Linked DNA regions of Mus musculus: region 2 is linked to region 1. The links are chromatin loops, found by intact Hi-C in ENCODE. Cell type or tissue: left cerebral cortex. All regions are shown on one strand. Each heading gives the region's core, and the rest is flanking DNA. Links, peaks and the distances in the headings are about the cores only.

What was found. Peaks named below come from ENCODE experiments on the same cell type or tissue, not always from the same donor. Only the 100,000 strongest peaks of a DNase experiment are listed, where the experiment ranks them.
Region 2: it touches region 1 in a loop (4-fold over the local background); 2 of 42 quality-filtered maps call a loop at or near these places.

What each region holds. Positions count from the first base shown.
Region 1 is chr11:32,636,974-32,646,981 of GRCm38, forward strand. It overlaps Fbxw11 (F-box and WD-40 domain protein 11), which reads left to right and starts at 5,582. Exons shown (of 13, transcript NM_001271347.1): 1 at 5,582-5,962. The coding sequence starts at 5,918. In left cerebral cortex, for the core only: a CTCF peak has its summit at 5,371; DNase peaks (open chromatin) are centred at 5,528, 6,141 and 7,193; H3K4me3 peaks cover 2,724 bases; H3K27ac peaks cover 2,135 bases.
Region 2 is chr11:33,156,407-33,166,414 of GRCm38, forward strand. It overlaps Npm1 (nucleophosmin 1), which reads right to left and starts at 6,800. Exons shown (of 11, transcript NM_008722.3): 1 at 6,516-6,800; 2 at 5,142-5,221; 3 at 4,700-4,819; 4 at 4,422-4,515; 5 at 3,928-4,034; 6 at 3,528-3,589; 7 at 585-642; 8 at 258-341. The coding sequence starts at 6,573. In left cerebral cortex, for the core only: no CTCF peak of the experiment used is centred there; DNase peaks (open chromatin) are centred at 5,986 and 6,813; H3K4me3 peaks cover 2,225 bases; H3K27ac peaks cover 1,265 bases.

The DNA.
Region 1 (10,008 bases), core at 714-8,713:
GTCATCTGGAAAAACAGCCAGAGCTCTTAACTGCTGAGCAGTCTCAGCAGCCCTGCGGTCAGTCCTCCTGGATGGGATTGTGCTGTGGTGCCTTGGCTGGTGTCAGGCTCCGGGGCTCATGCAGTCTTCCTGCCTGTTTTCTACACAGCTGGAACTCTTGGAACGTGGGCCTGCCATATCCAGGTACTCTTAGTAAGTCTCTTTCAGTCTCAGTTCTGTCCTCCTCTGATGTGGCTGACAACAAAAACTAGAAACCATTTGACTGGTGGAAGGATGGGTATTTTCTTTTCTTCTTGTGTTCTTTTTTGTTTTGTTTTGATTTTGATTTTTCGAGACAGGGTTTTTTTTTTTTTTTTTTTTTTTTTTATGTAGCCCTGGCTGTCCTGAAACTCACTCTGTAGACCAGGCTGGCCTCAAACTCAGAAATCTGCCTCTGCCTCCCAAGTGCTGGGATCAAAGGCGTGCGCCACCACTGCCTGGCTTCTTTTCGATCCTTTTTGAGATAGGGATCTCACTATGTTGCTTAGGCTGGCATGGAACTTCTGCCTCAGCCTCCAAGGTAACTAAGTGTAGGTATGTGCTACCACACTGACCTAAAAGGCTTTAAAAACTGTAGGTATTAGGGAAACCCATTTATTTTATTTACCCATTTTATTTTATTTAAGCATGTATATATAACACATACAGAACGGATAAATAAAAATATACAAAAAAGAGAAAGACATAAATTGTATCAAGACTTTGTGTTAGATTGTAAGTGATCTCATGGAGTTGACTGTTTAGATGAGCTGGCTCCCATGACCCCCAGCTATCTGCACTATGTGACATCTACTTCATAACAGTCTGGAAAGAACAAACATGACCTCATAAAGTCTCTGAGGGTCAGGAATCCAAGAGTAGCAAGCTCTGTTCTCTGTTGAAAAAATACAAAGCGTAGCTGGGAAGCTGGTGACATACTGAGGTGCACTGAACAGATCACTTCAGCTGGGGGTGGTGGTGCTGATATTGACCCTCACTCACAAAGGCCACAGAGACCCACATCACTGCAAACCGTAAGACATCTTTTTTTTTATTGATCCAACACGTTGAGGACCCCCTTCAGCACACAGGCAAGAGGAGAGACCCCAAACAAACAAAGAACACACTTTTTATACCTTGTAAGGGGCAGATTTAGGCAACAGGGATAGCTGGCTTATTCTAATTGGTGTAGCAAGTAACCCTTTCAGACATTGGTTGGTTTGCATAGGGTTTGCATACCTTTGGCTTAGTCCCTTACTCTGCCTGCCCTTATGTTTTTTGTTTTTTTGTTTTGTTTTTTTTTTCAGCATTGTTTAGTTGGCCAGCTTCCTTATCTGGCTCTGCACTTGGCCTGCTAGTATAGTTTGGAAAGTCCCTTCAGAGGGGGAAGGGGCTGAGTGGTCTTTAATTTATTTTGTATACTACATCACACACAGAGGAAGAGAATGAACACACATCATTCAGACAGGCAGGCAGGCAGACAGACACCCCAGCCCTTCATACACACACAGAGTGGGGTGGAATGAACGCTGTGAGGCAGTCTGTAGTACATTTGCTGCTTGGGTCACCAAAGCAATAGGAAAGAAGGTACAACAGAGGCAGGACCAGGAGCCCCTTCATTTTGCCACACCTGTGATCTCTGCTCATGAAGTTAAGCACAGTCTGCATGCTCCAGCATCTCAAAGGACGGCAAGGTGTGTGGGCTTGGAGCCAACTGCTAACAGGCACACATATAGGTTACTGCAGATAAATGAATACATCTGACTATGTGTGGTATGCACCTCCTGGCATGGTCATCTGAGGTCCACACTCCGATGTCTAGCGAGACCTCATCATCATGTTGAGGGTCATTGGTCCACACCTCTTCACTGTCAGCACGCCTTGTAAACCTTGGCCCAGAGCTGTCTGAAGCTCTGGACAGAAACTGCCTTATGACTTTCTTCGGCCTTTGTCTATGATCAGATCTGATCACCAGCTAGCACCAAGCCTGAAGCAATAAGAATCCCTGCACACCCGGGTTCTTTCTAAGAGGTCAGAGCAAGGAGGTCAGCCTTGGCTCAGCTTATGTAAGTCTTCTGTCATAAACATGCTTTTTAAAAATCTCTTTGAGCGTTTGGAATCCAAGCCAATAATTTTAGTTTTCTTTTTCTTTTCATGAGGCATATGATTTTAATTAAAGGACGGAAACTGTGAGCTTTTTTGATGCCAGGGGTTGCAAACTCAGATATCCCCAGGGATTTAGCATTCAAATGAGAAGCATGCAGATTGCTATGGTGTGAATGTGGCACCAAAGCTTTGGTTGAAACGAGTCCCCATTGTGAGGGTTAGGTCATTTTACTCTCATCAGTCATTTAACCCCTTCATAGATTAATGGGCTAATAAGGGAGTTGCATGGCTATGGAGTGAGCTTTCTCTGGTTAGCTTGCTATAGCATCTTGCCATGTGATGACCACTGCCTGCAATGACCTAGGGAAGGCACTGGCAAGCAGATGCTGGCACCTTGCTCTTACCATGAACTAAACCAGTTTCCTTTTTCTTTCTTTCCCCCCTTAGACAGAGTTTCTCTGTGTAGCCTCGGCTATCTTGAAACTCACTTGAATTCACAGAGCTTGGCCTACTTCTGTCTCCTACGTGCTAGGATTAAAGGGTGCACTGACACTGCCCAGCTTTAGTTTCTTTACACGTCATCTATTCTCACATATTCAATACAGCAGCAAAAAAAAAATGGACTGAGTTCAAGGAGTAATGGGAATGGTGGAAGCTTACTTATATAGAGACACTTTCTGAAAGGAAGGTAGAGGATGCTGAGCCACTGAGTACTGTCATCATATAGATCTAAAAGTCAGAGAAATTAAAATTAAAATGTAAAGTTAAGATTTGTTTGTTTGTTTTTTTCGAGACAGGGTTTCTCTGTGTATCTCTGGCTGTCCTGGAACTCCCTCTGTAGACCAGGCTGGCCTCAAACTCAGAAATCTGCCTGCCTCTGCCTCAAAAGTGCTGGGAGTAAAGGCGTGCGATACCACTACCCGGCCTTAAGGTTTATTTTTTAACTCTGTGTGTGTTGAGGTATGTGCACAGGTGTGCCTGCGGAGACTACCAGAGAGCATCAGTTCTTCCAGAACTGGAGTTCCAGGCAGCTGTGAGCTTCCTAGTGTGGGTACTGGGAATTGAACTCAGGTCTCCAGGAGCACTCTTAGCCATTGAGTCCATCTCTTTAGTCCTCCAAAAGTGTGAAACTTCTAACTGATTAATTTTGGCAGTGCTATGGGTTGAACCCAGGACCTTCAGGTTATGGATATGCCAGAGGGTTTTTTTTTTGTGTGTGTGTGTGTTGTTTGTTTTGTTTTGTTTTTTGGTGACACGGTTTCTCTCTGGTTAACTGCCCTGGCTGTCCTAGAACTCCTTTTGCAGATCAGGTTGGCCTTCAATTCACAGAGCTCCACTTGCCTCTGCCTCCTGAGTGCAAGGATTAAAGGCGTGTACTACCACACTCAACATGTGAAGATTTTTAAAACAAGGAATGTGGTAGTCTAGGCTAGACAAACACATGGGAGGTTCATACTCATCCTGTGGCCCCTACATGCTATAGTGTATGAAAGGTCCTGGCATTTTCAAGGTCTTGGCTGCATTGGTGAAGCCTAATAGACTAGTCTTTCAGTATCCATAGAACTTCCCACACTCGATATGGGCTTGGACTTGCTTTGACTGATGCGGCAGTCAGACCTTGATAAGCATCTGCTGATGGCTCTTGCCCTTTTTTGAGCCACCCTCCAGAAGCTTGGGAGGCCCCATGTGTAACCTCAGCTGATATATATATCACATTGGTCCAGATGAGCTTGCTTAATTTACGTAATTGTATAAGATAATAAGCCATTGTTATTCTAAGCCACCACGCCTTGGAATGGATGGTTATGTCACAATAGGTAACTGAAACAAAGGTCATTTAACCTAACCTCCTCATTACACTTCTGACTGTCCCAAGTCCAGAAAGGGAAGAGAGTTTGGGGAAAACCAGACAGCAAGGTATTGGCAGTAACTCCAATTCTGGGCTTTTCCCAGTTGCTTTTCTTTCAATCTCTTGGTGAAAGCCACTAGATAAAGATTCAAAGTCTATCTGCAGGGGATTTACACTGTGATGTGGATGTATACAGATTACTGTAATGCCTTGCTCCCTGGGAATCGTTAGAGTACTAAGTCATCCTCTTTACAGGGGCAAAGAATTGAAACAAACTTGAGAAGCAGGCAAGCAGGCACTGCTACTGTGAAGTGGGCTGGGTACAATGAGCCAGGCCCTTGAGACACTTTATAACAGCTCTGACTGCCAGGTCTCCTGTAAACATAAACAACTTAACAGTCCGTCAACATTAGACAAGGCCATTCTGTGGCCTTAGCTTATGGATCAAGACAAAAACAAGACCACCCCATAATCATTTGTGAACACAGATAAAACATGGACATTGTCCAAGTCCCTGAAACACAGCTACAAGACTAAACACTTGAATCTGGCTAACAGGAGAGGCTGTCAACAATTACTGGATTAGTTTTAATCTAATATAACTTCCCATAGATAAGGCTGAGGTGCCCAGTCTTATACCCCCACTTCCCGGCAGTATCTGCTCCAAAGCCCCTTCAAATCCTTTTCTACATTACCTAAGGTCTCTTACTGAGACGTCCCTGCTTCATCATGGTGTATGTTCATTTCTACTTCAGCTAGGAAAAAACCCACCTTGTTCAACTATCAGCGTGTTCCTGGGGGCTTTTGGTTCGAGGGTATTGACAGACTTGGAAGTCACAAGGAGTTAGAGGTTCTCTGAAGTCTCTAGATGCGTTTCTTCATATCATTTCTAACTCTTAGTCAATGTCTGCTGTCTTCCCACTAGAATTAAGCTGAATAAGAACAGAGGTCTCTCCGGTCATTCCCAGTGCTTAGGGCAGTACTAGTAGAAACTGAATGCTTAAAAATAAGTGTCTTCGGCCGGGCGGTGGTGGCGCACGCCTTTGAGGAGGTGGAGGCAGGCAGATTTCTGAGTTCGAGGACAGCCTGGTCTACAAAGTGAGTTCCAGGACAGCCAGGTATACAGAGAAACCCTGTCTCGGAAAAAAAAAAAAGTGTCTTCAAAATGTATAGCTTCTTTCTCATGGCTCAGCTCCTCCCAGTCAGTGTGGCAGATCTCCACACACCGCTTTCCCAGCTCAGTCTCCAAACTCTTAGATGCCCATCTTCCTTTAATTGTGTCTTCGACCTCGCGGGCCCCCTCCCACACTTCCTAGTGCAACCTGGGACCCACCTGTCTCCACCATCTGTCCCTACCAAATGCAACACACACGGAACGGCAGCGCTGCAGCCTAGACGACTAGTGGGCACCGCAGACACCCACTGCGCATGTGCGGAGATCGCTCGCTCGCACTGCAAAGATCTCCGACAAGTGAGGAGTTGCCTCGGAGTTTCCGTCCAGGTCCGTGCGGCTACGGGCTGCCAGGAAGTCAGGAACGACCAACCGGAAGAAGACCTCGCGCGCGAGGATTTCTGGGACAAGTAGTCGCGGCGCTCGCGAGGCCCTATCGCGAGCAAGCCCTAGATACTCCAGCTCTGCACGTCCGGCACTCACAGCCCTGCGCTCCCCTAGGTGCTCTCTCCGGTGGCAGAAGCCGGCAGATTGGACCAAGCGGCTTCTTGCTCCCACAAAGCTGCGCGAGCCGCCGCGGCTGCCGGGAGTTGTAGTCTTCGCTGTGCGTCCTGCGTCGGCCGAGGGTGAGGGCGGAGCTGCGGGCGGCCCGGGCGGGCTGGCAGCTAGAGTGGGTGCGAGAGCTGCCTCCACCGCCGCCGCCGCCACCGCCTCCTCCGCCCGGGCCGATCGCTGCTGAGCGGAGAGAGCGAGGCGGGGCCGCCGGGGCCGCCATGGAGCCCGACTCGGTGATTGAAGACAAGACCATCGAGCTCATGGTGAGTGCGGCCCACTGGCCTTCAGTTCTTCCGGCCGGCCGGCGGCCGGGGGGCCTGCCCACCCCGGCGTCCGCGCCAGGCCAGCCCTCGTTCCCCGCCGCCTGGGCCCGGCCGCCCCCCTGCTATGGCTCGTTGCTGACGCTTCGCGCTCTTGGGCCGGCACGGCCTCCACTCCCCGCGGCTCCCCCAACCCCCTCCTTGCCGGGCTCCGGCCAGTCTCCGGCGCCCCAGCCTCGCTCCTGCCGGAGCCACTGCTCACTCTTGCCTTGCCATCACACTCTGTTTTTAGAAGGGGATTTCTTTTTCCCTTCCCTGGATTCCTCTGGCCGGGCCTGCATCGCGCCTCCCAGCCTCGCTCAAGCTGAGGGTGATGGTGGTGGAAGGGAGTCCGAGACCAGTTGGAGCCGCTTCGGCCTCCATAACCTAGGCGCGGGGGGTGGGGTGGGGTGGGGTGGGGTGGGTGGTAGGGGTGGGTCTCAGCACCCTCGCCCCAAGCTACCGCTGTATGGATGCCAGGATAGCCCCATTGGACTGGGATGTTGGGGGTGCCTACGAGTCTGAGGCTGTTCCGGATAAGGGGCCTATTTTCCGGGCCCCTGCGGTGTCAGGCTTCTTGGACAAAGGGTTTCCTACCCTGCCGTGAAGGATGTTTGTATAGCAAGGCCCTAGGTACTCTTGAATTCCATCCCCCAGGAAAGGGAAACCATAACTTTTATCATTTGGGAAATGAGAGGGGAGGGAGAAGAGGTCGCGCTCATCACTGCCACCCTCTCTTATTTTAATAATAAAAAATGGGAGGGGGGTTTCTTGGCCCACGGATAAGCAGCGATCCCTGTACTGTTAGGAACCATTGGTAGCCAGCCTGGTCAGGTCTCCCCGGACACCCCTAACCCGTTTCTGACCTCAGACTTGGTGCTAGAAAGGTTTTTGGAAACAGGACTCTGAGTCTGGGAAAGTGAAGGATTTGCTCATTGGCGGAAGAAATAAAGTATGGCTGACTGGTATTACCTGCCAGTTTGAACGTGAGGGAAATCAAACTGGGCCCAGGAGAGTTGGGGAGGAAATCAGCCTCTGCAAATGAACATACAAAGGGCTTCTTCCTGTGAAAACCTTGATAGTTTTCTTTGTATCTCTACTGATATAGTAACAACTAGTATCTGCTCCACAGTATTAAGAAAAGGTGAAAGATCTGCTGAACTTAGCAAGATGTTTTCCTCGTCAGAGTTTCTCCAGTGTGAATCGCTTATTGAGTCAGTGATTCCACTGGGTAGGGTTGGTGACATCAGAGCCACTTCCCCCATTTAATGCTATAAATAATAAATGGTGATACTGAAAGTCTGTTGGATAGCCTCATGGTTTCTGTGGATGATGTTATCCAGGGAGCTGAGGTACACGTTTTAAAATGGAAGTATAGTAGCATAAAATACAGAGTCTCATGTCTGCTGGACTCTGCACAATGTGCAGAACTGGATTGTTGAAAATTAAACCTGGAAGTTTCTGGTTGGTTGTATGTGTTGAAAGGAATTCTGTCACTTTATCTTCAGGTTCTGAGGACTTTTTTCCATTTTCAGAATCGAATTGTTGGTTATAACAGTTTGGGAAACTTTGATAGTTATTTTAACAAAATACCTTTTTTTTTTTTTTTTTTTTTTTTTTTGGTTTTTGGTTTTTGGAGACAGGATTTCTCTGTGTAGCCCTGGCTGTCCTGGAACTCACTCTGTAGACCAGGCTGGCCACCAACTCAGAAATCCGCCTGCCTCTGCCTCCCAAGTGCTGGGATTAAAGGCGTGTGCCACCACTGCCTGGCGACAAAATATCTTTAAAAAGTTGTTGTTTAATAGGGAACAAAATAGCCATGAAAGGAGTTACAGAGACAAAGTTTGGAGCTAAGACAAAAGGATGGACTATCCAGAGACCACCCCTCCTGGGGATCCATCCCATAATCAGCCACCAAACCCAGACACTATTGCATATGCCAGCAAGATTTTGCTGAAGGGATCCTGTTATAGCTGTCTCGTATGAGGCTATGCCAGTGCCTGGCAAATACAGAAGTGGATGCTCACAGTCATCTATAGGATGGAACACAGGGCCCCCAGTGGAGGAGCTAGAGAAAGTACCCAAGGAGTTGAAGGGGTCTGCAACCCTATAGGTAGAACAACAATATGAACTAAGCAGTACCCCCAGAGCTCGTGTCTCTGCTGCATATGTATCAGAAGATGGCCTAGTCAGCCATCACTGGGAAGAGAGGCCCCTAGGTCTTGCAAACTTTATGTGCCCCAGTACAGGGGAATGCCAGGGCCAAGAAGTGGTAGTGGGTGGGTAGGGGAGCAGGGCAGGAGGAGGGTATAGGGAACTTTCCGGATAGCATTTGAAATGTAAATAAAGAAAATATCTAATTAAAAAAAAAGTTGTTTATGTATTATTGAGAATTCACACATGCACCACAGTGGGCATGTGGAGGAGGTCAGAGGACAACTTTGTAAAGTTTCTCTCCTGCTTTTACTTAGGTTCTGAGACTTGAACTCATTTTGTTAGGCATGTATGTTCAAGTGCGTTTGGCTGAGCCATCTTAATGACCTCTATTTTGGCAAAGTGTCTTCATACATGTTCCATCTTCTTAAAGATAAACAGTGTATCTGCTTTCATAGTGACCAGTTCTTCATACTGAAACACAATGTCTTCTTTTTCAAGAGTTAGAAGAAATACAGTGTAACTAACCCCAGGCGTGGTCTTCTAGCATATGACTAAAGAAATACTCTGGTCCACATTTACTGGTTTTCTAAGCTTATAACTAAGAAAGTTTTGTTTTGAGTGCCGGGGTGCACCTCAGTGGCAGAGCACATGCTTAGTTAGCGTCCGTAAAATCCTGATGGGTGTTTAGATTTTGTGTGATGATATTTGCCATTAAATTGAAGTGATGTCACCTAGTGAAGACATAAAAGGGATTTAATGTAGGATTCTTAGAAATGTAATAATAAAAAAAATGTGCCAGGCATGGTGGTACATGCTTTTAATCCCAGTACTCAGGAAGCAAAGACAGGTGAATCTCTGTGAATTTGAGGTCAGCCTGGTCTACAAAGTGAGTTCCAGGACAGCCAGGGCTACACAGCTTGTCCTAAAATACCCAAACAAACAAACAACCCCCCCCCAAACAACCAAACAAAAAACCCTGTCTCAAAAAACCTAAACTAACAAAAGTTGTAGTGCCTAGACCTGCATTGTTAGATCTGATTTACTGTGTCTATGCATATGCAGTGTTACTTGAGTCATTTATAAGGTATGTAGCTACAGTTTTTCCAAATTGTTGATACCTGCTTTTCATTATGACAGGTTTCAATTATAATCAACATACCCTATTGTGTTATATTTTAAAATATTCTTTTGAAAATGACTTCATATTGGTTGTGGAATGTTAATAGTAGAGACTACATCTATTTAGTATAGTATACACTTTGCTTCTGTCCCTAGCTATCCTAGGGGATAGTCGGAGGAGAAAGATGGTGACAGAACAGTGAAGTTTCAAAACCCAGTTGTTACCTTTGTGACTACTTGAGGCCTGGTCTACCAAAGGTGCTTCTGTCCTGGCATTCTGTTTCTAGGACTGACCTTAACAGGAACCTTACATAGATTCTCTGTCTCCCCACTTTGTCCTTTCTCTCTGTCCTTTATGCCTCTCTCTTCTTATCAGTCTCCCATCTCCCTCTTTTTAATATATTCTCTCTTTTCTCCAGCTCCCTGTCCTCTTGCAGGGTCTTGTGTAGCCCAGGATGGCCTGGAACTTTGTAGCTGAGGCTGGCCTTGAACTCCCAACTCTTTTTCCTCTACCTTCCAGGTGCTGGGATTATGGATCTGTACTACCATCCTCAGCAAGGTAGTAAATGAACTCTTGAAACAGACAATGAATTATAGTTGCTGATAGTGAATAATTTAATTGTCCTCTGGCTTTCATGGCTTTACTGGCCTAGTGCTGAGGCAACTTTATGGACCTGTTTTCTAAACTTCCCTGTAACAATCAACATTATTATGAGTGAGATAGAAGAGCAGTG
Region 2 (10,008 bases), core at 993-8,992, 520 kb after region 1:
CCTCTTAAGACAACTCCTGACCTCTACAAATACACACACACCACCCAGATCGTGAAAGCTATAACAGGTCAGAATTCAACAAGTCTACAAAATAAGTCAACCTTGGAATCCACCACAGAACATGACACACTTCACAAATTTATGTATTGGGCTATCTTAGTGTGCACTATAGTCTATTATGTAGGCAAGGTTAAGTACCACAAAGCACAAAGTTTTTTTAGGCACTGAATTTAGTAGGTCTGTTGTTGGGTACTTACCTTTGATCTCGGTGTTGATGGTTTTAAGTCTTTTCCATTTTGGTTTGATTTTTGTGCATTTTTGGCTGGGGTATCTCGTACAGACTGCAAGTAGAAAATGGCCTTAATCCATATGCCCTCTCCAGAGTAGAGATCAACTCAGATTAAACTGTCCTAAAACAAACTAATAAATTGTAACTCACATACAGATAGCGTTCTCAAATTTTCCTGTTTAGCTCAGAACCAATTTTTAAGATCAATTCAGCCAGTTTTTACTACTAGCACTAAGAAATTCCCATCCTTTTACTAGCTACCCATGATAAACCTCATAGTATCTCATGTACTCACTTTCTTCACTGGGACCTTTTCTTCAGTTTCCTCTTCATCAAAATCATCATCATCATCACTATAAATGAAATAAGCCAACACACAGAACTTAAATTTTTAGTCAATTTTACAAAAGAACTAAACCATATTCATCCACTGTAGCACAATTGTTAATAAAAGTGAATTTGCACCAGTATTTGAATGGATCAATACTTAAGAAACCTAACAAACATTTTTATATAATACTTGAGAGTATTGTTTCAAAGGGTTGTGTAGTTGATTAATTTTGCAATGTTATTAGTAAATAAATAGCTTCAACCAAATCAGCTTTGTACCAAACCATAAAGAAACTAGGCTTTTTAGAGTTAACATTTAGCCAGGTGTTAGTACATATATGCCTTTAGTGTCCTCTCCTCTGCAGTGTAGGGATTAACTTTTACATATCCCAGTAACTAGAGCAAAGATACTAATTACTTATGCAAGAAATTTGAACAGACCATTTCTCCCCAAACATATGGTCAGTAAACATGTAAGACTGTTAGTCACCTAGGGAATAAACCAAACAAAGATACTGCTTCACACATTACTCTTCAAGAGGTAAATTTAGGAAGAACTCCCACAAGGTGGTGACAGCAACCCCAAATACCTACAGTCAATGACACATGCACATGACTTTTCAGCCCTTAAAAACTATAGGGATCAATTCTGTCAAAAATCAAAGCCAGACCGAAATGGTGGTGATGAAATGTTGCAAAATACTCAAATAATTTAAATGTAGCCAAAGATTGATCAAAAATTCTATAGTAAAAATTTTACTACATTTGTTGATTCTACCTGTCTTACTGTAAAGATGCTTCTGCTTACACTTCATTCCAATGTGTTATGTGCAGTGTTTGACAAGGCTAACTTTATTGGCTCCTCCTAAAGACATATATATGTGGCACTGGAATTAAGCTGCCAGATTGAAATTAACAACAGTCCACCTCCAAATACTTAGTGTAACGTCCTAGCTCAAAAAAGGGTGCTGCTTCTCACTTCCAATTTAGAGCTGAGATTATGATATAAAGTCACATGGCACTTGCTTTAAGAGGAATACAAAATGTTCTTCAGGCATACTGTGATTTTTTAGAAGGGGGCAAATCACATTCAGTATGGCCACTGAAACATCTCCATGTCTATACCTAAGTATATAATGTCCAATTGCTCATACAAAGTCTGTAAGCAAAATCACCAACAGTGACTACATTTTCCACACTAGTGTTAAAGTCAAAAGTTTGAACTTCATGTAAATTACCTTTTCAGTGGGGAGATTCTCTCTTGTTAGGATCTGCTACATGTAAATCCAGTGGTTTTGGTAATTTAACACTACAGGTTAGTATAAAAATGACCTTACCTTACACCCAATCCATGTAGATGCTTGGTACCAGAAACAATACTAATTTCTATAAAACTACTCTTTTCTTCTATCCTAAACCATGTAGTAGTATCAGTCATACCACCAAAACACTATTCCAATGATTTTATCCTTAAGATTAAAAAGGCCCTTGATGCTGGTGGTTTTATGCCCCAGTATAGAGGAATGCCAGGGCCAGGAAGCAGGAATGGGTGTTGGTGAGCATGGAGAGGGGGATAGGGGGTTTTCAGAGGGGAAACTAGAAAAGGGGATATTTGAAATGTAAATAAAAATGTCTAATAAAACCAAAAGGCAATACCATCTTATGAGACCACATATATCTGTCCTTTAGTACAGCAGCATTCAATACTTAGTTCTAACAACATTCCTCAGGGTTATCTTCTAAGCTCTTAAATGGCAAAATAGTCAAAAAAATCTCTGCATAAATGTCATTATTTGCAATATAACCCACTCATCTGTTCTACTCCCCAATTTTTTTTGGTTTTTCGACAGGGTTTCTCTGTGTAGCCCTGGCTGTCCTGGAACTCACTGTAGACCAGGCTGGCCTCGAACACAGAAATCAACCTGCCTCTGCCTCCCAAGTGCATGCGACACCACTGCCTGGCTACTCCCCAAACATTGTTAAACTATATACAATGAAATATATAAAGTCAATCTTGAAATCAAACAATTTGAATTATCTGATCCAGGACTTTAATCCATAGGCTTGTATACAGAGTATGTGTTTAAAGCCTCTTTGCATTCTTTGATCCAGAACTTTCTGGCAATGTGATTAAACTCTCCAACTTAAATAGTAAATAATCTTCAGCTATCATTTTATTCTCGTGGGCATCATCTCTGTATGATGAACCATTATCACACCAGAAGAACTACTAACCCTGATAACCTCAAGACTATTATTTGTCCCTTACTATGTCCCCACTATGAATACAGTAATCAATATAATGAAGACTAGTTCCCAAGTTTGCTTTGAACAGTTATCTTAGCTCAGAATATACTTGACCAATTCCAGAACTTCTATAAGACAGGAAGGTAACAAATATAAGACTACAAATAATAATTCCATACTTCGGGGGGAGGGTATGGGGGACTTTTGGGATAGCATTGGAAATGTAATTGAGGAAAATATGTAATAAAAATATTTTTAACGAATTCCATACTTCCCATCTAGCTGTTACTTATATTGAACACATAAAATCTTACTCCTAACAATAACTCCCAAGAAAAATCAATGTCCCAGCCGGGCACAGTGGCGCACACACTTGGGAGGCAGAGGCAGGCAGATTTCCGAGTTCCAGGCCAGCCTGAACTACAGAGTGAGTTCCAGGACAGCCAGGGCTACACAGAGAAACCCTGTCTCAAAAAAATAAATTAATTCAACCCCCCCATCAATGTCCCACATACAATAAATAGCTTGTTTGTAAGGCAAACATGGAATCATAGGTCAAAATCTTTTACTTTCAAACATCAACCACTGGCAAGTCAATCCTCCTAAACCCTTACAAGTACCTGTAAGATCAAGTTTTTGAGATCATAGTACTTATACTTACTCCTCATCATCCTCATCGTCCTCATCATCGTCCTCATCATCTTCATCAAGTTTTACTTTTTTCTGAAAGAATAATATGCATCCATTAGCAAGAGAAATTTTGGTGATTAGCCAAAGTAAATGCCAGAAATTTTGTTTTTTTTTTTCGATACCAATGTTTCTCTGTGTAGCCCTGGGTGTCCTGGAACTCACTTTGTAGACCACCCCCAGCCAGAAATACTTTTTAAAACTCTTTCCTGGCACACACCTTTAACCCCAGTGCTCGGGAGGCAGAGGCAGGTGGATTTCTGAGTTCAAGGCCAGCCTGTTCTACAAAGTGAGTTCCAGGACACCCAGGGCTACACAGAGAAACCCTGTCTTGAAAAACAAAAAACAAACAAAAAGATCTTTCCTTTCTTTACCTGTGGAACCTTGTTACCACCTCCAGGAGCAGATCGCTTTCCAGACATGCCTAAGAGTTTTACGTCCTCCTCATCTTCATCTTCAGACTCTGCATCTTCCTCTACAGCTAAAATAGAATTAGACATACTAACTCGACAAGAACAAGTAACCCATAGCATTTTTAAGATTCCATTAAAGGTAGCAAATGAACAGAAAAGATTTACTGTATTTTAAAGACAGAAATCAGGTCTTTGTAGAACTACGACAGTCCAAATGGAAGTCTAGATTGAAAGATAGCCTCATTGGTCATAGGGTCCTGAATAGCTGAACCCAACCAAACACATTCGTCGTGTTAGATTGATCCCCAGAACTCATGTGATAGCAATTAAAGATGCTAGGGAAATTGTCTTGTCTGACCAGGACAAGCATTCCATGGCAGATGTGCAAAGATACAAATGTTTAAAATATTAAAAAAGCTAGCCTATATTGAAAACTATGACAAAAAAAAACCTACCTACTAGATGCTGTCCACTAATGTGCACAGGCCCTGAACCACACTTCAACCGTAAGACCACAGGTGGTGTAATTTCAAAGCCCCCTAGGGAAACCTAAAAATAAGAGTTTTACAACAGATATTACCAGCAAGTTCTACAATGAAATAAACCTATTTATAATAGCAGCAGAAATAATCTTGGTAAAAGATACGTCTTTGCAAAACCTAAATGACACTGACCCCAAATGACGCAAGAGACCTGAACCAACATGAAATCCAAAATTTAGAAATGTACTTACTGTTGGTTGTACAGACATTTTCAAAGTTGCCAGTGTTACTTTAATTGGACTGCCTTCATAGTTCATTGCTTCTGCCTCTACGATGTGTAACTCATCTTTTGCCCCTGCTCCTAAACTGACCTGTGAATAAAAATGTTTCAAAGAAACTTTTAAAGTGGCTTTTCACCACTACTGACGAAAAGAAAACTAGTCATCTCACCATTAGAATTAGAATTGAAGCGTTTCACAACAGAATTACCATATACACAACTGTTCCTTTAAATGAATAAAGCTGGCAGATTAAAAACAAGCACTGTTCTACAAAGCACCTATCTAGCACCTTGGAGTGACCAAGCTATACAAAATTACAAGTGACAAAGATCCCCTATCTTTTCTGGGATTAAACTCCTAGTTCATCAGTAGGAAATGTCTGAAATGTTTTTAAGTTTCAGAGCTTACATACCGTTCTTAATGACAACTGGTGCTCATTTTCATCATTATCCACTTTAAAGTGATAGTCTTTGTCAGCCTTTAGTTCACAGCCTGTATGTAAGACAAAAACAAGAAAGCAAACCTAGCAATGATACTTACATCAAAACCCAAAGCCTAAAGTTCTGTGAAATCAACTCAAATGAAACATTAAAAAAAAAAATCTTTAATTTTCTCATAGTACTAACTACATTGAGGCAACATTGCTGGTTTCCACAGTAGACTTAATGAGTCTCTTTAAAGTAGTATGGTGAAATCGGTATAAACACTACTAGAATTAATGAACGAGTGGCAGAGTTCACTGTTCCTTTAATCTCAGGACTGTTAAAAAGCTAAAACGTGAATCACTGAAAAACAAACTGATTCTTTTAAACAAAAACTGGGTGTAGGGTAGGCAGCAAGACTATAGATGTGATCCCCAAAAGCCTTGATGCTAAAGCGAATCTTGTCTGTTCAACAGATCCTTCCCTCTCCCCACCCCAAGAAAAAGTAGTTCTAGATAGAGCCAGGTAGATGATTTAAGGGTACTCCTAACATTAAGCCACGTGGGCCATCAGTACAGCTATCTGCAACGTGATGCTGACTCCGCCTACCAGAGGCAAATTAAAAAGGGGGGGCTCCATCACTGTGGATACTGAAAGATATGAACAAAGATCTCAAAAACCCATACGCCACGGGCTATGAAATAAACATTTCCCTCCCAGAACTTTTAACTAAGCCACAAGATCCCACGGCTGAAGGTTGGCTAGAGTCGGAGAGCCCGGATGTAGAGCCCACACCCCCTCCCTAACCCCCAACCACGTGGCAACCACGTGCTCCTAGGGGTTGCTGCCCCTTCTGCCTCAGGGCGCCTGCTCGGACCATTCCCCGTTACTGGGCGAAGCCCTCGGTCGCCACAGAATACAAGATGCGGCCCCTGGAAAGCCCAGCGCCTGCAGATGTATCCTCCCCAACAGGGCGGAGGTAGGCCTCGCCTCGCTCCACAGGCCCCTTTCTCCCGTGCCGCCTGCCGTGGCTCAACACAAGAGGAAAAAAAGGAGCTCGGAAGCGACCGTGCGGGCTTTCGTGCACAGGAGAAACGCCTCTCAAGTTCGCGCCACAGGCAAGGTCGCACCCTCGCCGGCCGGCCGGCCGCTCCTAACACCCGAGGCTACAGGCTGGGCCGCTCCCGCCCCATTTTCCGGCGGCTTTCCTAGTGTTCAGGCCGCTGCTTCTAAGGCCTGGGAGATTCCTCCTTGCTCTCCGGCCTCCACCTACGCCGCGTTCCCCACACGCCAGGCCTCGGCTGGGCTCCCGCCCCCCCCCCCATCACCAGGCCCTGCACACGCTTCCCCCTCCAGTCAGTTACCGAAAAGGTAGTTCTGAGGCCTAAGAGGACTCATGTCCATATCCATCGAGTCTTCCATGAGGTGGAGGCGCGCACTTCGGTGTGGGAGAAGCCGGACGGAAAACAACTGCCTCCTGTTCCACAGAACAGACGCGCAGGACGGAATCACGCCAAGGAAAGGACGCGGGCTCTCCGCACGTATATATGGTCGCAGGAGATCTCGCGAGATCTGCGCTAGTCCTGCCTCCGCGAGCCTCCTCTGGATCCCTCCCACTCCCCGCACAGTCGCGCTTTTGCGCGTGCGCCTTTCATCCTCACGCCTAGGTACCTCGCCCCCCTCCTCCTCCAGGTGCTTGGCGGGCTCTCACTGCGCACGCGCGTTCGTCTCTGGCCCCGTCCCTCCACTACTGTCGCCCAAGCGCAGGCGCGTTTTCTCTTTGTGGCCTCGCTCTGGGTTTTCAGGGCTTCCACGTCTTCTCCGCTCGTGCTCGCGGGCCCAGGGCCGAGAGCGTGCGCAGCCCACCCTGAAAGATGGCGGCTGCAGCCAGGGAACCACAGAGCGTCTCTTTTCTCCACCCTCCGTTCCCCGTAGGCCTGGAACAAGCATAATCACCTCAGGATTTGGCTTGCTCGAAGGCTTGCTCTTCGTTTTCACGTAGCTTCAGGAGCCCAGGGCGGAGTGGCTGGATCTAGGCTACTTTCCCCGCAGCCATGCTTTTGCACCTCTTTTCTGAGGCAGCATTTTCAAAACGAAAATTATCAGCTTTATGTCATTTGGGGACCAAAGAGAAACCCAGTCAGTCGCCTCCAAAGAGCATCTTTCTAAAACTTTAGAGCGTGCAGAACTGAGAAAACGCAGGCCGTCTTCATCATTCCAAATGAAGGCCTATCGCTTTTTTAGAAATTCATGAGCCTTAATACGAATCTTCGGCTGGGAATTAGCGCTTTAAAATGAATCCTGACGAACATCCCTCAGCGTTGGGTGCTTTCTGACAGCGGCCCTAATCTTTTTATCTCAACATGGAGCTAGCATATTTAAGAATTTGGGGGAGGAATGTAGATAATGGTACCAATGTTTGTAGACTCCAGAGACGTGTCAGATATAAATGCATGTGAGCCCATTACGTATCAAATCCTAAATTCGGAGATATCTGTCAATATGTGAATTTCAGTTTGCAACTATAAGGAAAAAATCATGAAACTTGGAAGAATTGTGTGTGTAAATAAACAGAGAAAAAAAAAAAAAAAGTCGGGCGTGGTGGCGCACGCCTTTAATCCCAGTTTGCGGGAGGCAGAGGCAGGCGGATTTCTGAGTTCGAGGCCAACCTGGTCTACAGAGTGAGTTCCAGGATAGCCAGGGCTATACAGAGAAACCCTGTCTCGAAAAACCAAAATAATAATAATAATAAAATAAACAGAGATAGACTGGGTATAGTGTGGGAAAGAACGGGTGAACAGAATTTGACCATCCAAACTGAGAAGGTGCAGGAGGAAGCATTGATACCCCTTGAGCCTGTGCAAGCCAGACAGTTTGATTGTTTCTGGATTCTGAAGCTTATTTAAATGCAGCTCATGCTGGTTTAATCCCAGCACTCTGGAGGCACAGGCAAGTGGATCAGGAGTTCAAGACCAGTGGTCTACAGAGCAAGTTCCAGGATAGGCAGGACTACACAGAGACTCAGTTCTTCCTGCCTCCCCGAAACTTTAGGTGCCTTAGTTGTCACTGAATGATGCCACATGCTTAGGTACAATGAGTAAGAGCTGTGTATATTACCTTACAACAAAATACTATCTTTTTTTTTTTTTTATTCCATGCTTTTATTAGTTTTTAGCATGCTTTAAAACATAAAAACAGAATCCTATGGCCAATGCCCAGCTTCAACAGTTGTCTCCACACACACACAGCATGCTATTTAATACACATCTTCCCATCTGCATATTTGGGTGTGGGCACGAATCATCCTGGAATTAGCTGATCTCTTGTGGATACCAAGTGACAACTATACAACTGTATTTCATACTACACCACATGACTACAGATATATGAGAAGAAATGTCCAGACTCACATTGATTAGGCCATTCAATGCATTATACATATTCCCAAGTACGCCATACATCATAAATAGATAGATACACTTTACATCAATTAAAAATAAACTGAAAAGAGAAATACCCCATGAGCTTCTGGGTATATCTGTAGACAGTAGCCAAGAAGGTATCCTATAAGAGAAACTTAGATAAAGTTTCTCTTAGATAAAGATATAGGAAAAGAAAGCCATTTGAGAAATCTCCATTTCAAGATCCTGCTGTGGTGGTTGTAGCACACACCTTTAATCCCAGTACTCGGGAGGCAGAGGCAGGCAGATTTCTGAGTTCAAGGACAGCCGGGTCTACAGAGTGAGTTCCAGGACAGCCAGGGCTACACAGAGAAACCCTGTCTCGAAAAAAACAAACCAAAACAAAACAAAAAACAAACATCTCGTCCTGGAAGCTTAATTGTGTCTAACAGTATACCATTTTGATGGACCGTACTTTTTTTTTTAAGATTTATTTATTATTTATATGTAAGTACACTGTAGCTGTCTTCAGACACACCAGTAGAAGGTGTCAGATGTCATTACAGATGGTTGTAAGCCACCATGTGGTTGCTGGGATTTGAACTCAGGACCTTCATAAGATCAGTCAGTGCTCTTAACCACTGAAGCATCTCTCCAGCCCCGGACCATACTTTTAATGTCGCAGCCCACATACCTGCGCTTAACCAAAAAAAACAAAAACAAAAAAAAAGTGTCTTAAATAAACAAACAGGCCAGGCAGTGGTGGCACACGCCTTTAATCCTAGCACTTGGGAGGCAGAGGCAGGCGGATTTCTGAGTTCAAGGCCAGCCTGGTCTACAGAGTGAGTTCCAGGACAGCCAGGGCTATATAGAGAAACCCTGTATTGAAAAACAAAAACAAAACCTTTTCTTTCAATAGTTTAAAGTTACTATATTATCTCCAGAGTTTGTATGGGGGTGGTTGTTGTTGTTGTTGTTTTCAAGCAGGAAGTTTGATTTGGAGGTTTTGCTTGTGGTTTGCTTTGGTTTTGATTCATTTTTTCCTGCAGTGAGTATTAATCCCAGGACCCTGAGTGTTGGACAAGCACTGCTCTACCATTGACCCACATCTCCAGCCTGCATTTCTATATTTGTTCTCTCTGCAATGTGTCCTTCTTGCCCTCCTCCATGGCTATTGAGACAGGTATCCATATGTAGTACTGTGAGACCCCGATTTAAAGTGTTTCTCCCTGAAAGGTAAAGCCCCTAAAACATTCCCCCAAGCTTGTTTTCCCTGATCTCTAAAAATACAGTCAGAAAGAAGCTCTTTGTTCTCTATAGCCAGCAAAAAACTTTATTTGTTTCAATACCTTACAATCAGAGATGCGATAATTGTAAAAAAAAAAAAAAAAAAAAAAAAAGGCCTAGCCAGGCAATTGCCTGGCTCCCTGTGCCAAGGACACCCCCCCCACACACA